Regions from separate parts of the Homo sapiens genome. Here region 1 is linked to region 2. The links are chromatin loops, found by intact Hi-C in ENCODE. Cell type or tissue: Caco-2. All regions are shown on one strand. Links, peaks and the distances in the headings refer to the core of each region. The heading gives the core; the rest is flanking DNA.

The links. Hi-C counts contacts between places; a loop is a spot of excess contacts. Peaks named below come from ENCODE experiments on the same cell type or tissue, not always from the same donor. Only the 100,000 strongest peaks of a DNase experiment are listed, where the experiment ranks them.
Region 1: a loop joins it to region 2, with 3.0 times the contacts of the local background. A loop is called at or near these places in 2 of 110 quality-filtered maps.

The regions. Positions count from the first base shown.
Region 1 is chr6:79,210,489-79,220,752 of GRCh38, reverse strand. It overlaps HMGN3 (high mobility group nucleosomal binding domain 3), which reads left to right. Exons shown (of 7, transcript NM_001201363.2): 2 at 5,731-5,781. Among named protein-coding and RNA genes, the nearest start is that of HMGN3-AS1, 18 kb to the left of the region's middle. In Caco-2, for the core only: no CTCF peak of the experiment used is centred there; a DNase peak (open chromatin) is centred at 5,382.
Region 2 is chr6:79,147,280-79,157,543 of GRCh38, reverse strand. No RefSeq gene overlaps it. Among named protein-coding and RNA genes, the nearest start is that of PHIP, 74 kb to the right of the region's middle. RefSeq lists an enhancer at 4,687-5,410. In Caco-2, for the core only: no CTCF peak of the experiment used is centred there; DNase peaks (open chromatin) are centred at 5,013 and 5,113.

The DNA.
Region 1 (10,264 bases), core at 3,469-8,468, 62 kb before region 2:
ATAAGTGGTGGGGCGTGGTGGCTCACACCTGTAATCTCAACACTTTGGGAGGCCAAAGTGGGTGGATCACCTGAGGTCAGGAGTTTGAGACCAGCCTGACCAACATGATGAAACCCCATCTCTACTAAAAATACAAAAATTAGCCAGGTGTGGTGGCACGCACCTGTAATCCCAGCTACTCTGGAGGCTGAGGCAGGAGAATCGCTTGAACCCAGGAGGTGGAGGTTGAAGTGAGCCGAGATCGCGCCATTGCACTCCAGCCTGGGTGACAGAGTGAGACTTCGTCTCAAAAAAACAAAAAAGGCAATTTGTAGAAGTGTAGTCCTGTACATGTATTACTCTGTTTCTTCCCTCTGTCACTTGTCATTATAATGGAAGGGTATACTATGTCTAGGTATATTGTGATTGCTGATTTATTTGGACTTTTTATGTTTTCTATTCTTTGTTTTCCTTTGTTTTTTACTTTCCTGCTTTTTATTGGTAAATATGTTTTATTCCACCCCTCCTGATTTGGAAGTTTATAGATCCTATTTCTGTTCTTACATTTTTTAATGGTAACTTTAAATTTTATTTTAACAAAGTCTAAAATTAATCTGTATCTGTATCATCCTCCAGAACAAAACCAGGACCATAGTATCCTTTAACTTCTTATCTACCGACCCCACTTCTATCTTTCATGATTGTTTTTGTCTAAAGCTGTGCTATATGGTAGCCATTAGCTGCATGAGTTTATTAAACACTTAAGAATGAGGAGCTGAATTTGTTATTTAATTTTAATCAACTTAAGTTTAAAAACTGATATTAGAATCAGCGATTGGTAAATTATAAATGTTTGGAGCAACCTGGGTAAAACTACTGTAAGTTTTATGAATTCTAAATACAGATTAGATGTTCCTGATAAAAATTTAGCATTTGAATAAAAATGTGTTCTAAGTATAAAACGAACACCAGATTTTAAAGATTTAGTACAAAAAAGTCTGTGAAATATCTCATTAATCTTTTTTTGCATTAATTACAGGGTGAAATAATAAAGTTTTAGATATAGTCAGTTAAATAAAATATTAAAATTAGTTTTACCTGTTTTTATGCTTTTTTAATGTGGCAATTAGAAAATCTAAAATTATATGTTGTATTTCTGTAGGAAAGAACTGCTGTAGAATTTCTGTTGAAACTTAAAAACACAATAGGTAATGTTGTTTACGATTAGTGGTTAATTAAATTTATTAGTATATTTTTTACATTTTTTTCTTACATAGTTTTCCTTCCTTCTAGATTTGTTTTTCTTATTACTAAATTTGAACCTTTAGTAATAGATTCTTGTTGAAAGAAATGCTTTGTTGGAAGTGAACTCTCTTTATGTTTGTATTCTGAAATGGCTTTATTTTGCCATCACTCTTGAATGATAGCTAGGTATAGAATTCTAGGTTGGCAGTTTTCCTCAACTCCTTGAATAGTACTCTATATTTTCATACATTTGTATTTGTTGTTGGAGAAGTAATTCTTTATAGGTAATCTGCCTTAACTCTGATAACTTTACAGATTTTCTCATTTTCCTTGATGCTTTGTAGTTTTATTACAATATGTCCTGTTGTATTATTTTGTTTGTTTTGTTTTGTTTTCAGTTTGTTCCTTGGTGTGAGTGTTCAATCTGGGGAGTCAAGACTTTACTTTGGGAAAATAGTCATTATGTCTTTGCCTTCCTACTGATACCTCTTTCTCTGCTTCTGAAATGCCTATTAGATAGTTGTGGAGCTTCTCAATTAACCACATCACCTAACCTCTCTTTTGTTCATCCTTTTGTTGTTCTTTGTTGCATTCTTAATTCCTCAGCAGTCTATGGCAGTTCCTACTGTGTCTGGTCTAGAGTTTATCCGTGTTTTGAGTTTTTTATTTCAATGAGCCTGCTTTTATTAGCTTCAAAATTTCTATTTTGTATGAATCAAAAACATTTTAATATAAAACATACATACGTATGTAGTATCTAAATAAATATTATTTACATAATAATAAACCACCATCTAGCTTAAGAAATATAACTCTTACCAATGACTTTGTCTTTCCCAGTCAAATTACCCTCCCTTTCCTCAGCAAAAGGTAACCTCAGTCATGATTTTGCAGTTATCATTTGTTATGCTTTTCTTTATAGACTTTTCTTGTATTTGTATTTTCAAACTTTATTTAAAATCGTGCCATGACTTCCCTTTTTTGCCCAACATTACGTTTGTGAGATTCATCTCTGTTGATGTGCACACCCGTAGTTCATTTGTGTTCACTGCTACATATTATTTGATTATATACCACAGTGTATATATCCTTCTGATGACATATGTTTAGGTCGTTTCTACTTTTTAATTAATTTTAGCTAAGTATATATTTTTTCAACATCCTTTTATTTTCATGCTTTCTATATCCTTGAGTTTTTGGTGTCTCTTTTAAGTATCATATTGTTGTATAAGTGTTAGTTACCTATATTGTTTATTATTTTTAAGTCTTAAAATCTAATTGAGCAAGCATTCCTTCCCTCCCCACTCCCCATTGTTTTCCTTCTTGGGGTGTGCCAGAAGGGATAAGAAACAAAGCCTAGGGCTGGTACAGGGTGAGAGCATACAGGAGTATCCTCACATAAGCAGCTTCCTTAAAAGGCATGAGAAACCAACAACAAAAAGTTAAAACGTCTCTTGCAGACGTGGATACGTGCATGAGACCTTTTTATTTGACCATGATTTGGGCCCTCTTGACCATTCTTGGTTCAAACTGGATTAGTGTAAGCCTGTTGTGTCCTGGAGAGTGGGGCAAGAGCCCCCTTTGCCTTGGCAGTCCCTGCATCCCGTCTAACTCTCCTCATCTTTCACATCCACCTGCCAGGAGGTTGAAGTACATCTGAGATCCCCTATATCCACCCCCAGCCTTTTGTTTCCCTCCTTTCTATGTTTTTATTCTTCGCAATCCCTTGGCACAAAAAGCTTTGGGTTTCTGTTTTAATCCCTTAAAACCATGCTCTCTTCCTTCCTGTCTCCGGCCTGTGGCTTAGTGTTAATTGATGGAGAGGGTTATGTGATAAGACAGCTTATAATGGTAGGTCTTTCCAAAATAGTCTACCTGTTACTCTGTGCAACAAAAACAGATAACCAGTTTGCAGGGAATCTGGATGTAAGGAAATGTGCTCAACTTTAAGGCTCTGTTGAATATAGTTTCATACTGTATAATTTAGAAGACTAAAGATCTTTTTTATTGCATAACCTCTGTGTAACAATTTACAGTTTATGAAATGCTTTCTCCAGTATCTCACTTGATCATAAGCAGTACCCTTTGAGTTAGCTGTCATTATCATCTATCATTCATGGATGAAGGAGACTGAGCCACCGTGATCAAGTCACTGTCCCAGATCGTACAGCTTCTAGGTATAGAGCCAAGATTCAAACCAGGTGTCTTGAGCTCACATCCTGCATTCATACCATTGTATCACACTGATCCCCGGTAAAGATTGATTGTTCCTGACTGCAGGTGTATTAAATGCTTGCTAATAGAAAGCCATTGTGGTAGATTGCCAGAGAAACGAGCTTTGCTAGCTCTTTACATCCAGAGCCTTATGTTCATTTGTCTGAAGGCATTCACATTTTCAGTGTACCTGCTTTTTTCATGCAGTGCCTTTCCAAGTTTCTCTTTTTTGAATAATTTGCATCCCATACAAACATTATTAGGTCGGTGTTTAGAGATTGAACTCCATCATATTGCCTGTCACTAATCCACTGCATAGAAAAATATGAAAATAATGTCATTAACATCAGTTTTTCTTATAATAGCTATGTACTGCTGCTTTAACTGCCTATCAATTATAGGTAGAGAGTACCCTAGACTGAAATCTACTGAGTGACCTGACAGGTCTGAATGAAAGCCCAGCACTCCTAGACAACCAAGGGTCTGTTGTGTGGCCAGAAGGGTTGAGTTTGTAGCCATGGAAGTGAGCAAAGACCAGTGGTCCACCTAGGAATTATCTTCATATGCTCAGACTAAGATTTTGCCATCTCTACCACAACTGACTGATTAACACAAGATCTATAAACGAAATATTCCTGTGCAAGAGAGTGGGGTACAAAAAAGAGAAAACTGTTTCTTCATAATTGAGAAGGTTCCACGGAGGAGGGGAGATGGTTAATTTGGAAACAAGAGAGAAATCCATGACATGGGAGGTTCTGGAAAGAGGGCATATGATAGGCTCTGGGTAACGGGCAGCTCTAGGGAATAGAGAAAGGTCACTGGGTCCTTTGCCTTGAAGAAAAGCTTTTATCTTTCCTAAAGACTTTTATATATACTTAGGACCTTTGTTTTGCGTACATTTTTATGACCTAAGTTTTTGAATTTAGCCTTATTTTATGTGGACTTTTCATGTATTTACATCACCTAACTTTTTAATTCCATTCACTGTTACATAAATATGTAAATAAGTAATAGTTTACTTAATCATTTCTCTATTATTTACTGATACATGAGTTGCTTCCACTTATTCCATATTAGAAATAGTACAAATAAAACCATATTTTTACAAAGAGTTTCTTTTTCTGAGTCCAGGTACCAAAATTAAAATTACTAGGTCATCATATTAATTCTCTGTGTCTTTTTCATATTGCCAAGTTGTTCTTTGAAACGATTATATTAATTTACAGTGTCACTAGCCTCAAACAGTGGGTTTTATGATCTCTTGAATTTTGTTCTCATTTTATCAGATGAGGCATTACCACATAGCTGTTTTATTTTGCTGAGCCAAACATCGTGTCAAATGTCAGTTTGCTATTTGTATTTTTTTCTAACAGGAGCTCTATTCAGATCAGCAGCCTATTTGTGCCATAGAGACTGAGTATTCACTTTCTAACTTTATGTAGTTTAAAAATGTTAAATAGTCTAGTTTTCTAAGTAGTTTAGTTGTTTTAATATTATTTAATAACTCTTAGCCAATAAAAAATATTGGGACATGTGCAGTGTCCAATAAATCCAAAGTACATTTTACTTTAAAATATAAAGAAAATATAAGATATGTTTTTCCCATAGTATACACATCCTTTAAAGGAATCAGGTTTGAGCTGTTACAAGAGGAGGCAGGTGCTGCCCCAGGGGATGGATCAAAACCTGGAAATAAATCAGCTGAGGGTGGCACGTAGCCTGGCTGTCATGCCAAGGCTGGGAGTTTAGTAGAGATGCTGGAGTTGATAATGGAAAAATGGTAATCTATGATAAATTTGTCAGTTCATATCAAGAAATGGGCTAGAAATCAAGGCTAGGCAAGGATGGGATGAAAATGTGCTTTTGTGGTTGGCCTGGGCTTTACCAGCATCCTGCCCTTATCTTAAAGGAATGGAGTGACTGGAACAAGCAAATGGAACAAGAGGGTGGCTCCCAGGCATTCCTGCCACTGACCTCTGGCCCCTGTTCTTTAACTGGAATCATCAAAGATAAATGAAAGTCGCTTAGGGTGAATGCACATTGAGAACAGGGAATCACATAGTTCTTTCACCATTTCTGCTTTAAAAGTCGAGCAGTTATGCAGCTATCTACCGTGTGTGTGCATGCATGCACGTAGGTGTGTAAAAGACATACCCTGTTGTAATTTACTTTTTCTTTGCAAAAAAATCTGTTGGCTTGTCTTGTCCTGGGAATGAGATAACTTTTTAAAAACATTTTTCTAATGTGTGTTTTCCAATTTAAATACAATTCACTGAAATATTTTCTTTCTAGTCTCCAGAGAATACAGAGGGCAAAGATGGATCCAAAGTAACTAAACAGGAGGTAAGTATATCTTTGACATCCTATATTTAATTATTTACATTGAAATGTTTAATATTGTTAGGATTGTCTGCATCTGAATGAAATGCGGACAATTGTATGAACAAAGTTTAATATGAATGATCAAGGTTGTTAAGACTACCTGAAAGAGCGATAAGTGTCTATATGTAGTCTCGCTTGGCCTAGGTGTGTTTCAGTTGGGTATATTGATGAGGCATTTTCCACTTACTGTGTTGTTTATGTTTCTACCTGTCAGCCCTGCTTTCTGTTAAAGCAGATACTGAGAATTCCTTCTGGGCAAAGAGTAAGATAATAGGTAAATTCATCAAGGAGAACAAAGTCTGCCTTTCACAGCAAGAAAATGAAAGACTGTTGATCTCATAAATTCTGTGCTCCAGTGAGTGGATTATAAGTCACTTTTTAGGTTCTGAATATTTTGCCTGAGAAGGATCATCTCTAAAATCAAAAACTATAGGCCGGGCGCAGTGGCTCACGCCTGTAATCCCAGCATTTTGGGTGGCCGAGGCGGGCGGATCACGAGGTCAGGAGATAGAGACCATCCTGGCTAACACGGTGAAACCCCATCTCTACTAAAAATATAAAAAGTTAGCCAGGCGTGGTGGTGGGCGCCTGTAGTCCCAGCTACTCGGGAGGCTGAGGCAGGAGAATGGTGTGAACCTGGGAGGTGGAGGTTGCAGTGAGCCGAGATCACACCACTGCACTCCAGCCTGGGTGACAGAGCGAGAGAGACTCTAAAAAAAAAAAAAAAAGAAAAAGAACTGTAGAGGGATACACAATATGTCAAAATATTAAAGCTTTTTTTTAAATTGGGAACACTCAGGATATTGGGATAATTAATTAGGCAATGATTCAAAGATGTTTTGTTTTAAAATTCAGAAACCTCCAAAAGTCTAGAAACTTGGAAGAGATTCTTGGATTTGACCATCCACAGTTATTATTATGAACCTCTAAAAAAAGATGGGCTAAACAGTAGGAAAAGAGATATAACTTTGATGACAACCATTCCGTTTGCACAGGGCTTTAGAATAGGTGGAAAACTGCAGCTGTTACCCTTGAACTTATCAACTAAAAGGGGTCATGGGTGAGACAAAAACAATATCTAGTTACAGGTTCTTTGATTGGGTGATTCATAATGTGGTTAATAATTCAGAGGAGTTTATCGTGATACCAAAACCCCTGCACAAGATTTGTACAAGGAAATTCATTCTGCCAAGTGGAAAATCTTAAACAGAACCTATAAAGAAATAATTTAAAAGCAAAACAAAACAGTCTGTCCCCATCATCCATGTACCTAGCATTCACTGTTTGACAGAGTTTGGAATAATCATGAAGTTTGTTATCCAAAACAGAGTCATCACACACATGCAAGAACCAACCAAAAAATGATAAATGCTTGAATTTTCTTGGGAAATGGCAAAATGTGATTTTTAGAACAGTTGGCTAAGTATAACTAACCTTAAATGTTTTTAAGATTTGGACACCAAAACAAAAGCATTTGGGTTTTTCCTTAGGGACTGGCATTTAAATTGATTTGTCAGTCAAAAAACCTAGAAACACCATGGCACCCAGTAATCTTTGATTGTCTTTCCAATCCCACTACACCAAAAGTAAATCAAGCTTGTGAGAATGTATATATAAAGGATATGTGTGTGGTTTTGCTTGTACAGCTGTCTTATACATATTATTTTATTTTATTTTATTTTATTTTTTGAGATAGCATCTCACTCTGTCATCCAGGCTGGAGTGGGTGAGGTGGCAAGATCATAGCTCACTGCAGTCTCGATCTCCCTGGCTCAAGTGATTCTCCCATCTCAGCCTCCAAGTGGCTGGGACTGTAGGTGCATGCTAGCACACCTGGCTAATTTTTTTATTATGTTTTTATTTTTAATTGTTATTTTTATATTTTATTTTATATTATTTCTATATATTTTATGTATTTTTGGTTGTTAATAAAAATGGTTTCTAGATAAGGCTCTACCTGTCATTTAAGCCAAGGCCAGATTAAAACTCATGATAATGTCTTCAGGACATCAACACAGTTATTTAAAAAGTGAAAAGGTCAGTTAGTTTGCTGATGGTTTCGGGTAAAAACTGTCAGTGTATTGATTGATTGATTTTTTTTCTTTCCCACTGGATTGACTGAATTTTCCAGTTATGTCATTGAGTATGCACCACCTTGACTTTAGTGAATAGATAACAGTTACTAAGGGGGATTCTCTTTTGAAAATCCTCTTCCACTGCCATATTAGAAGGCATTGTGCAGAAGATAGTACTTCAGGGGACTTGGACAGTAAATAACCAAAATAATACATTATAGTCATTACAATCAACAGTTACAAACCCTTTTACATCCATTATTTTGTCTGGTCCATATAGTAACTCTAAAATGAGAGGAAGGCAGATTATTCCTCAACGAAAACATATAAGCACCTATAATGCGCCAAGCACTGTTCTAAGCTCTCCAGATCCCACAGTGAACAAAAGAAGCAAAAATCGCTGCTTTCATGGAGCTTCCTTTTAGTGGGAGAGAGAGTAAAATAAAATGATTGAATATTAGCTATGAAGAAAAACAAAGTAAGGAAGGAGAATAGTGAATGTCAGAGAAGTGCTATTTTTGAGGACAGATTGACAGATGTTATCCCTATTTTAACTAGAGCAAAGTTCTCAGAGAAACATGATTTTCCCTGGGTGTTAGAACTTGTAAATAGCAGAACCAGGAAAGATATCTGCATCTCCTGTTCCAAAATCCGCTATCCCTATGGCCCTTTTATGACAGTCCTAAAAATCTGGTAATCCAGTATCCATTTTTCTGTCTTGTCTATTCCCAGCCAAGGCTCTGAGGTACAAACTTTTCTACTTCCCAGTTTTGAAAAAAAGGCAATTTCTTTTTAGGCATTTTTTTTTTTTTTTAGAATTAAAAGCAACTTGACTTTTGGGTTTTGCTTGGAGGTACATGGTCAGGCTCAGGAGCAACAACATCTCATAAAAATAAAAATACTCCCACATTCCAGAGGAATAGTCCATGTGTTTCAAGCAGTATCCAGCAAAGTGCAGTGATTCTATTGAATCTAGCTATCCCTGTGTACTTTGTCATTGGGAGATTAGACTTCTATGTTGCTTTTGCAACCAGGATATTAAAGTAGAAGATTTCATGTCTTTCAGAATAGGCTTCACCAGAATTTTCTCCAACCTAAAGGATGATCATGCCTATGGGATGATGCCTATGGGATAATTCCACTGTGACCAGCACCTATATACCATAGTGGCAAACCCTCACATTTGTCGTATCTGTTTGTCATATTTATCAATGATGACTTTTCATTCTAAAAGCCCTCCTTCCCTCCCTGAGAGCTAGTAAAATAATTGGATATTGGCAATTAAGGAAAACAAAGCAAGGAAGGGAAATAGCGAATGTCAGAGAAGTGCTGAGGAGCAGTCTCTGGACCACTTTTCCTGAGGATTCACAATTAAAAAAAAAAAAAAAAAAACAAGAGAAATTCTTAATAGCTTTTTTTTCCCCTCGTAGTCCCACCCAACAATCTGAGTCTCAAATGAGTACTTCACATGTTAGTGTTTTAAAAAGGAAAAAATAGCAGTCTAATCTATTTCATATCCAATAAATATAGTCCAATAATTTACAGATTTTAAGGCTGTGAAAGCTGATAGAACTTTCCAGGAAGGTGTCCATACTTGTATGCATAATCAGTACTGCTGACTGAGTGAAAGGTTCATCTCAGCCTCCACTGTTTGCAGTGAAAACGAAAATCTCTTATGATAGCTACTGGAAAAGAAAATGTAAGAAAAGTCTTTTTTAATGGCATAGAAAGAAGAGCTGGGAAATTGTATGTAGCAAGTCATAAAATGATTTTATAATAGAAGATAGGATTTTTAGGTACTGGCTGGTTTAGACAGCTTAGGCATTTTTTTTTTTTTTTTTTTTTTGCATTAATTTCCGAGGCTTTTTATTTTGGAACTCCTGTACTGGACCTGAATTTTTAAAAGGTATTAAGTCCTTTGGATCAGAACAGCTGTTAGTCCCAGTAGAGCAGTGCTTAGATTGGAATGTCTCTGGAAATCCCAAAGAGCTCTCTGGCATCACTTAGTCTATTTGGTATGTTCAGGTCTTCACATGGAGAGGAACAACATTGTCGCAGCTGGGGAACTTTTCACATGATTTTGCCTCACTTCATGGAGATTTTATTCAAGACAACTAGATGGCAGATAGGGAGGCAGTTTTGAGTAATGGCTAACATGTTTGGACCCTTTTCAGGCCCCAAACTAAAGAGTAACTGAGTAGTGGCTCTAGGACTTCTTCCCCTCCCTACAAGTTCACAGTTGCTGTATGTTTCTGGTGCTTACCCCTTCTGTTCATCTCAACACTTATTGAGGGCCCCTGCTACATATTGGAGCCATAGAAATATAAGAGAAGGTGGTCCTGTGCAAGGAGGTATGGAGACGTGTCAGA
Region 2 (10,264 bases), core at 2,183-7,182:
CATGGGTACATGCAAAATTCTGTGTAAATCATATGTTAATGATTTCACCATAAACTGTATCTGTTCTTTACTTTTAAATTGCACTTAATAAATTAAACTAGAAAGTTCATGAAAGTTGTTCATTTAAGTAAATATTGATGAAAAGTTATTAAGAATTAACTCATGAGAATAATCATCTGTGTTCTCTCTGAAAAATAACTATTTTTGGAAAAATATGACACAAAGTTTCTCAATAAATATTTGAAGATTTTTTCCCCTTTTTACCCATCTCTCCTTTTGATTGTATTTAACTCTTTCCTGGGTGAATGTATATTTTGCAGGTAGAATGTCACATCAAGCACTAGAAAAATTTCTGACACAGTATTTAGTATTTATTTAGTATTTAGTATGTAATTTCTGATGGCAGCAAAAATTTACCTAAGAATTTATTAGGAAGTCTTTTTACAATGACTGTAATAAACACTTGGTGCAATATTTGTACACATATTCTAAACAATTTTGTAATAGTTAATATGTCAGCTTTCCTCTATGCTTGGTATACTCTTGAATGTAAAACAAAGATCCACACAGAAGCTGCGCTAGTTTTTATTTCTTCCTCAATACAAGAGCTACATACATAACATGTACACCTAAGCAGAAAGATGAAAGAGATATATGGCTTCTTTTATTTGAGGTTGTTTTCCATTATCTTTCACAACCTGACCTGGGTAGAAAGGCTAAAACACTGATCTTCAGCAAATGTTGATATTAAAGTTATGTGTATACTGTTATTTAACAAACAGTTTCTGATAACACTTACTAAGTGATTTTTATGAATTAGGAAAATCTTTAAGAGGACTGGTGTCTTCAAATTCTCGGTTTGCAAAAATTACTGTATATCTACAAGGGGTCATCAAAAAGTTCATGGAAAGTGCATATTATAAAAAAAGTAGTGTGTGGATTTCAAATTGTTTTGTACCAAAATAAACTTGTACTAATTTGTACTAACTTGTTATAACATGTATGAATAGGATCTAGTTTTGCAGCACTCAGAAAGATAAAACTTCAGTTTGAATAGAGCCCCTATCGAAGCAACACGAATTCCTTTAAAACTGAAGTAAGAACAAACATCCAATTTATGGTGAAGCTTGGGTGGAAGAATGGTGAAATTATTGCTGCTTTACAATAAGTTTATGGGGACAATGCCCCAGAGAAATCAGTAGTTTACAAATTGATAACCCTTTTTAAGAAGGGATGAGACAAATTTGAAAATGAAGACTACAGCTGCAGATCATCCACATCAATTTTGAAGGAAAAAAATGATTTTGTTTGTGCCCTAATTGAAGAGGACCAATGACAAACAGTAGAAACAATAGCCAACACCATAGACATCTCAATTGGTTCAGCTTACACAATTCTGACTGAAAAATTCAAGTTGAGCAAACTTTCTACTCAACGGGTGCCAAAATTGTTGCAGCCAGATCAGCTACAGACAAGAGCAGACTTTTCTATGGAAATTTTAAACAAGTGGGATCAAGATCCTAAAGCATTTCTTCAAATAATTGTAACAGGAGATGAAACATTACTTTACCTGCAATAGACTGAAGACAAAGCACAATCAAAGTAATGGCTACAAAGTGGTGCAAGTGGTGGAAGTGGTCCAGTCAAAGCAAAAGTGGACCAGTCAAGAGCAAAGGTCATGGAGACAGTTTTTGGGTGATGCTCAAAGCATTTTGCTTGGTGACTTTCTGGAAGGCCAAAGAACAATAACATCTGCTTATTATGGTGGTATTTTGGGAAATTTGGCCAACACTTTAGCAGAAAAACACCCCAGAAAACTTTACCAGAGAGTCCTTTTCCACCGTGACTATGGTCCTGCTCATTCCTCTCAACAAACAAAGGCAATTTTGCAAGAATTTTGATGGGAAATCATCAGACATCCACCTTATAGTCCTGATTTGGCTCCTTCTGATTTCTATTTGTTTCCAAATCTTAAAGAATCTTTAAATGGAACTCATTTTTCTTCAGTTAATAATGTAAAAGAGACTGTATTGACATGATTACATTATCAGGATAATCTGTTCTTTAGAGATGGATTAACTAGCTGGTATCATTACTTACAAAACTGTCTTGAACTTGATAAGTCTTACGTTGAGAAATAATGTTTATATTTTTTATTTTGATCTTTTAATTTCATTTTCACACACTTTATAAAGTCCCCTCATTACTATGTGTATGTATGTATGCATGTGTGTGCATTCTAATCACTTACTTTTTTGATGTTGCTCTTCTGTGCCAATTTTCAACTGAGAGGGGACTTTAAAAAACAACAACAAAATAATTTTCTATTGTTTTCAAGATAATTTTAAATGTAAAGTACATTTTAAAATATGGTAGAATACACACCAAAATATTAATTTATGATTACCCTAGCAGGAAAATAATATGGGAGGGAGGATCAATAGTAAGGGAGGAGAGAAAAAGAAAGGTGATTTTAATTTTTAACTTAAGACACTTTTATATTTTTTGAATTTTTATAACAAACATGTACTACTTTTATAATTAAAAAGTGAATTTCAAAATGAAAAATGTAGTTACTACTGCAAAATCCCATTAAAATTGGAAAAAATGTATATTTTGTATTCGTTCATATATTTTTTGAAGTTTGATCTTTTTAAATTTTGATTAAGCCCTTTACAATCTTTTCTATAGGTAAATAATTTAGTAGTGTTAAAAAATGATAATGGTGACAGGAATAGCTGCCAGGTTTTATGCTAAGTGACTTACATATATTGTTTATTTCATTTTCACAAAATCCTATCGGCAAAGGTAGGATTAGTGTGTTCAGTGAGGCTTGAAGTTTATATGATTTGGGGGAGGATAGATCTTTAAGAAAATAATACAAAATTACAGTGGCACTTCACAGGACATTAGAAGGGGGTCTGGGTGGATGAGGGGCCGTAAACTTTAAGCTTTGTAGGCTTCTTTAATAAATCTATCTCTACCCATTAATCACATATTAGTTTGGTTATACATATGGGGAACTGAGGCCTAGAGAGATAACTTACCTAAAATCATGCACCTAACAAGTGGCTAAGCAGCCACTTTGTTTTTCTAAGAGAATTTTTATATCTCAGTGATCACTGACCTGAAGTATTTTCAGTGAGTTGGAGAGAGAGCTCAATTTCTGCCCAGCTCTGACTTAAGGATGTCTGCTTCCCTTAATTACTTACTCCAGTAAGAGACAGAGAGGAGAAAGACGGAAAACTGGAGGAGGGGAAGGAAAGTCGAGAAGGGAGCCAGAGGGACCAGAGGTTGTGCCATTGAGAGAGCGAGAGGTTAGAGAACAAGCAGTGTTCAAATTCATGACCATATTCTTTAAAGGCTGTTTGTTGGCCACCATGGGGCTTGCTGAAAAAAGAAGGGGGTTACATGAGTCAAAGTGTCTGAAGCAACAAGTGTGATTCCTGGTTGATATATACTCTTGATGACTAAATATGTAGGACAAAATAAGAGATGGGGATGTTAGCCAATGCCATTATCATTATCAGGGCAAGGGACAAAAGAGAAACAAAAGAAAGAAAAAAAATAGTGCTGTTTGGGGACCTGAAGCAGAAGGCAGATGAAATTGATACAGTCATTGCATTTACAAGAAGCAGGAAGATTGGCACTTGGAAGAAAGAAGGATATCTTCCAAAAGATGTAAGAGGAAAGAAGGTATATTGGGCAGGTTCCAATCTAATTTGAGTTCTATGTTTTTAATCCTCCTACTAATGCTGATAAAGGCAACAAGGTTTAGGGGGTGATTCTTTAGGGCCAATGACTCCGAGGCAGCCCTGAAGCATCTGCCAATGGAGTTGATGCCCCTTAATTGCTGTTCATCCTTAGGTCCTTCACAAGGCCTTGCATAGGGTCTTTAACAGAATAGGTATTCAAGAAAAGAGTCTGAATGATTCAATCGTGGGGCTCACAAGAGAGGATAACCATGAGCTCTCAAAAAAGAAACCTCCTTGGGGCCCAAAACGTTTTCTTCTCTCTACCCTCTTATTTCCATCTTTCTCTAAGAAATCCCTTCCCCCTAGGAAATTAGTGCACATGGCTGGAATCCCTAAGTAAACTCATAGAGGTAGTTATTTCTCTCCAGATCCATGAAGATGCATAAAATAATTCCATAGGCATGAGAAGACCAAAGGCAAAAGGTCTTCAGAAATAATTTGATTTATAGGTATGTATGAATACACTGATACTGTGCCCATGGATAATTGGTGCTGTGGTACAGTTCTTGGTCACCATCCTAGATTGGACTTTTGATATTTTCCAGCAATTGCACTAGATCTTTCCCCTTTGCCACAGCTCTTTCTTGTTTCTACAGCAATTAATCACCAAATCTCATCAATGCTGCCTCCTAAATACCTCTCCAATCCATTTGTTTTCAAACTTTCTCAGTGCTCCTCCTAATCTTTCCGTGTCTTATTTCTTGATTACATCACCAAACTTCTAATGGATTTCCCACCTTTCCTAGCGTTCCTCTTCTTTCTGTATTCTAGTAATCATCTCCGACTTCTCTTAACTTCTAAAACACACCATATTTTCTTCCTCTGTGCTTGCTCATGTCTTCCTTTTCCCAGAAACACTTTTTTTCTCTTCTCTACCTTTACAATATCTACTTATGCTACAAGTTTCCAATTAAATATCTTTTTTTAGTGAGCCATTCCCATATTCCTCAGCTAGGTTATACTCCCTTCCTGTATGTTATATCATATCAGTCAATTTACTTTATTGCGTTTATTTGTTGAATGTGTTTTCCCTACTAGTCTGTACATTCCTGGAGTGTCTTGACTTCACTCCTGTGTTCTCAGCTCCCCAAGTTCTACCCCAGGAATTCACAGGCCTCTAAGTGCTGTTTACTTTCGCTCCACCTTTCTCCTCACTAAAGCCCAAGGAATCTTTATCTAGTCTGGGAGGGGTTGAGAAGGCTTCTCATCTTACACTTCCTGCTTTTTCCAAATACTTTTGTCTTGCTGAGGCCTACAGTTTTGAAACTCAAAAGCAAAGAATTGATCCCTTTGTTCTCTGCACTCGGCCGTTTCATCCTTCTGCCAACACAACAACGGCAGATGAAATGGCAGAAAAGCAAAGGGTGTAGGAATGTGAATATGAGGGAGGGGGCCAATCAAATGTTATCTCCACCCTCAGTCCACCCCACATTAACAGCCAGCCCTTGACCAAAGGATGACATCTGTTGTCCACGTTCTGTGGTGGATGCTGTGCTGCATTTCCCAGATTACTGCTCTACTGCTACAGGTCTTACTCTCCCTGGAGTTAGGCATTTTGCCTGCTGACAGCTACCAGCTTTTGGCTTTCTCTGAGAATTTACCTGAGCTGTAGAGAGCCTTCTTACCTAATTTTTAGCTTCTTCCCTTAAGGATCTCACATCCAGAATAAAGGCTGGCCTAATTCCAGGAGTTAGCTGAAATCTTATAGCAACTATATCACAGCCCATCTTTTCCTTGGTTATCTCCTGCTTCCTTCCCTTCTCCCAAAGTGTTAATCCCAGGAAGTCTCCAGTAAACTTTCTGCACACCAGTCTCTATCTCAGAGTTTACTTTTTGGGGGACTTAACCTGCAATAGCCATTCTTAGACTTCTTTTGTCTATGAAGATTTTTTTTTTAATTTCCATCCATCTATCTCCCAATTCCTAAAACCTAAAAATGGTGGGAGAATTTTAAGTTGCTTGGAGGCTTCCCTCAAGAAGTCACATGGGAAAAGAATGATAGCTTATTTCTGCTCATTTTAGTTTTAGGATACAGTCAATGGGGATATTGTTGCAAGGAAAAAGAAAAAATAGTGGAGACAAAAAATCTTGTACATTTGCTCCTTTCTAGATTGCATTGAGAAGGAGTGTGTGTGTGTGTGTGTCTGTAGATAACTGGAAGAATTTAAAATAAGATGTTTAAATGAAAGTTGCTGACAATTTTTTAAGTACAAATTATAAAATTTTATAAAATACTATAAAACCAAAAAAACTTCAGTCTTCTTGAAGAGCAGAGCTGATATTTGTTATGCAAATTATGAAATGCCATATTCCAAGACTTCCAGTATCAATTGCTTCTCACTGGAAAACCAAATGAAAAAAAAATCAAGTTGAAGAAAAGGCAACATTAAAAGAGATAACATCTATGGTGTTTTTTGATACAAAGGAATGATAATGCTACTTTTTTTTACTGAGAGTTAAAAGGATTTTAGAAGTCATGTAGTCTAAAATTGTGGACAGTGCAGCAGTACCTCCTGTGAGTTATTTTCTTTTGCTTAGAACACACAATTATCTTTCTAATATTAATTTTACATGTTCTTGTTTTGAAGTTTAATTAATAATTCTTGCTACATATCAACTGGAGGCCTTATGCACTACATTGCTTTTTCTTGTTCTTTGATTGTGTGCATACTGATGCATTTACCTATCTTCCATCTAATTTTGCCCCTGGGATCTATTACATTTAGTTAGTACAGAGTGTCTAAACGAGATAAATTGATTTACTTTGGTCTGCCCTCAGACTTATACTACACTTAACCCATGTTCATGATAGTTCAAGAGATTTCCCCTCTTCTCTGAATAACTACAAAACAAAGGTGGACAGTGTCCGAGTGATGTAGTATAATAGCTCTCTTGAGCATTGCCTTGTTGTATATGAATTATGCCACAAAGAATACATCTGTAATTTATTTCCTTGTGTGTCAGTGTATGTGTATGAGAAGCAAGAGCTAGACTGTCTCTTTACTATACAGTTTATTATTATTATTTTGCCTCTTTATGAACACTAGCAATTTTATTTAGAACGTGAAATGTAAAACAATGTAATAAAAATAGCCACTTTTTATAAGTGTTTCCCATGTTCTAGGCATCATGTTGAGTATTTTCTATACATTTCACTCATTTAAGCCTCATTATAACCCTGTGAGGTAGGTATTAAATACCTACATTTTATAAATAAGAAAACTGAGGCTCAGAGAGTTTAAATAATTCGCTTAAAATCACATGGCTGGAAAGTTATCGTAAGTAATTTACAATTATTTTTTAGCCACTCTTTCAGAACTTTTAAAGATTTTCACTTCAGGTCTTGATCAACTTCTCCAGAAAGAGCCTCTTTGCTCTTAACTCCCTCTCTATGTTTAAGTAACCCAATTCCACAGCTTTTCCTCCTCTCCATGTAAAAAATGTTTCACACTCCTTCCCACTGCCAGCTATCTTTCCTGTTCCCAAGTGTGTATCTCTCTACTCAGCACTTTATATCTTCGTTATCTCTTAGACCTTCCTAACTGGATGATGAGCTGCCAAATAAAATCACAGGAGGAAAATATAAAGCATCTCATCTTTCTCTCTTAAGTCTTTGCTGTCTTCTACTTCCTTGTCAATGAGTGTTCAAGTTCTCCAGTTTCCTGAGGCAGGCCCAGTGCTAAAAATAGCCCACTATGTGTAGTACCCTGGCAGAATTTTCTGGGCTATGAGAACCTAAATAAGAACCGCTGGTAAATTGAGATGACCAAGTTCTGGAAGTGAGTGTGGGGACACCCTGTACACCTCTGCTGTTGCCACTGTTAAGATGCTCAGCCTACCCCAAGAATTTGTTCATAATTCTTCTTGGATACATGATGGAAAGGCACTACTGTGTTTCCTTCACTCAGAGGACAGTGGCATAACTTACTATTTCAAGGGCATAAAACAGGCATAACCATTAGGATACAAATGTAATTTCAGCCTGTCTGTCAATTATTTCATTGTTCTGACTAAGCAGAGAAGTTTGATGTGAAGTAAATGTTACTTGAACTGTTTAATAAATAAATGTTTAAAAAATATATGTTTAAAGAAATGCGATTTTTGTAACTTATTTATCTAACTTATTAAACTTATTTTATTATTCACTTAATAGTTATTTATAATTATTAAAATGTTTAATAAACATTATTAAATTCATTGCAAATTGTTGGAGAATAATTTTCTCTCAAACATAATATTTTGGGGACCAAATATATAATATAAAAATAATATAAAAAATCACCTTTTTTAAAAGGTGATTACATTTCTTAAAAGAAGACTTCCTGCCAGGACACAGATGAAAATGAACCAATATAGCGATATATAAGTTCATACTCTCCAGCTCACTATTATTATGAAAGAACTTTTTTCCACAATAAAATAGCTTTATAATTTTTCTGATTATAGTGATAATGTATTTTATTTTTAAAAATTCAATTTGATATAAGGCAGAAAGTAAAAATTACACAAAATCTCCCACATGAAGACAGCTAAATAGCTAAATATTTTTACAACTTGTTTATACATACATGAGACCTAAGCCAATCAATTTATTTCCCTACCCATGGGGATTCAGAAATGCAGCCAGTTGGAGCCAATGAGATGTGAGAAGAAATCTTGTGAAAGCTTCTTTCCTCACTTTGAAGAGAGGGCCATTGGAGGAAATTGGCTCTTTTTCTCTCGGCCATTGTCAAGTATAGACGTCACTTCCAGAAAAACTACTGTAGCCTTCTTGATACAGGCTTCAGGAGGAAGCCAATTCAAAAAATTGGACAAAGATGAGAGAATCACAGAGAAACGCACTGGATAAAGACACTGGGTTAAGCCACTTTTAAAGGCCACCATGCCTCTGAACATCTAACAGTGTGAGCCCATACATTCCCTCATGGTTTATTAAGCCTATGTAAGTTGGATTTCTTGGTACTTGCAGCTGAATGTATTCTAACAAGCACAGATAATTTTTCCTATTAAAAAAAACCCAGCGTTTGTACAGGGTTTGTATTTTCTTAATAATTTCTGGGTTACTAACTTGCCTTAAAAAGTATCCCTACTGTGTAGGTTATACATATTATCTAAATTTTATATTTTTGAAATTTTATTATTTTATTAACTTTTAAGACAAATGCAGTATTTCTGTATATCATGTGAGATAGTAGTTCAACTTTAATTTTTTCAAATAATAATTGTGCTACTAATATGCAAATGAAATATGCTAATTTACTAAATAAACCATTCTCTTCCCTTTGAAATGAAATACCACCTTTGTCCTATATTAAGTTCCCATGTATTCTGTGATTCTTATTCTGGTCTACTAATCAATTAGTCTATTCCTATGCTAATATCCAACCATTTTGATTATGCAGACTTTATAACATATTTTAATATCTGGCAAGGATTCTCATCATTATTTTTCATGTTCTTACATTTCTTAGCTTCTCTTGAACATTCATTCTTCCATATAAAATGTAGAATAATCCAATTTTCTGAGAGCAGAGAGTTTTAATTGGAATTTCATTAAATATATAAAACAATTTGGGCAGAATTGACATATTTGTAGTATTAAGTCTTCCTGTACAAGAACTGGGTGTTTTTCCATTTGTTCAGCTGATGTTGTAGCCCTTCAATAAGATTTTATGATTCTCATCCTATAGGTCCCCTACGTTTCTTATTAAATATATTTAAAAATATTTTAATGCTTTTGTACTGTTGTAAGTGGATTTTTTTTTTTTTACATTTCTAATTCTAGAGATTATTTCTAGCATAGAACCACACCATTCCTTTTTTGAGTAGGTATTACATATACAGGCATGTTACCAAATTCCCATGTAATAGTTTTTAAATGAACTCTCCTAAGTTAATGCCTGGAATAATGTTTGCTCTTGGTTTTGCATGAGTGCATTTATCGTATTTAGATGGTTCTCATTTATTCATATTTTTTATTAGAGTTTTGTAGGAATGGCTGCTGAATTTAACCAAATGCCTTTTCAATATCGATTAATATGGTTTTAATCCATGAATATACTTGTATAATAAATTATGATGTTGAAAGAGCTCCTGACATGACACAGTCTTTGCAATAAACTACACTAGGTCATTGCTGATACACTGCTGGATTTTATTTGCTAATTTTTAATTAAGATTTTTGCATCTATATCCATAAGTGAAATTGGACTATTACTTTATTTTTCCATTATTATTACTGTCTGGCATTAGTATTAGCATTATGCCAGCTTCATAAAATGTATCAGCAAGCGCAATATCATTTTGTAAGATTTGAAATAGTTTAAATAACCTTGGAATTATTTCTTCCTCAATAATCCTAAATGTGATAAGTGTATTTATTCTTTGTTTACATAAGAGCCCCACAGTCAGTAGCTCTGATTAAAACTAAGAATACATGCATTCTAAAAAATTATAAATGGCCTACGTAGAAAAGAAAATGGCTTTGTGAATTTGAGGTAAACAAAAAT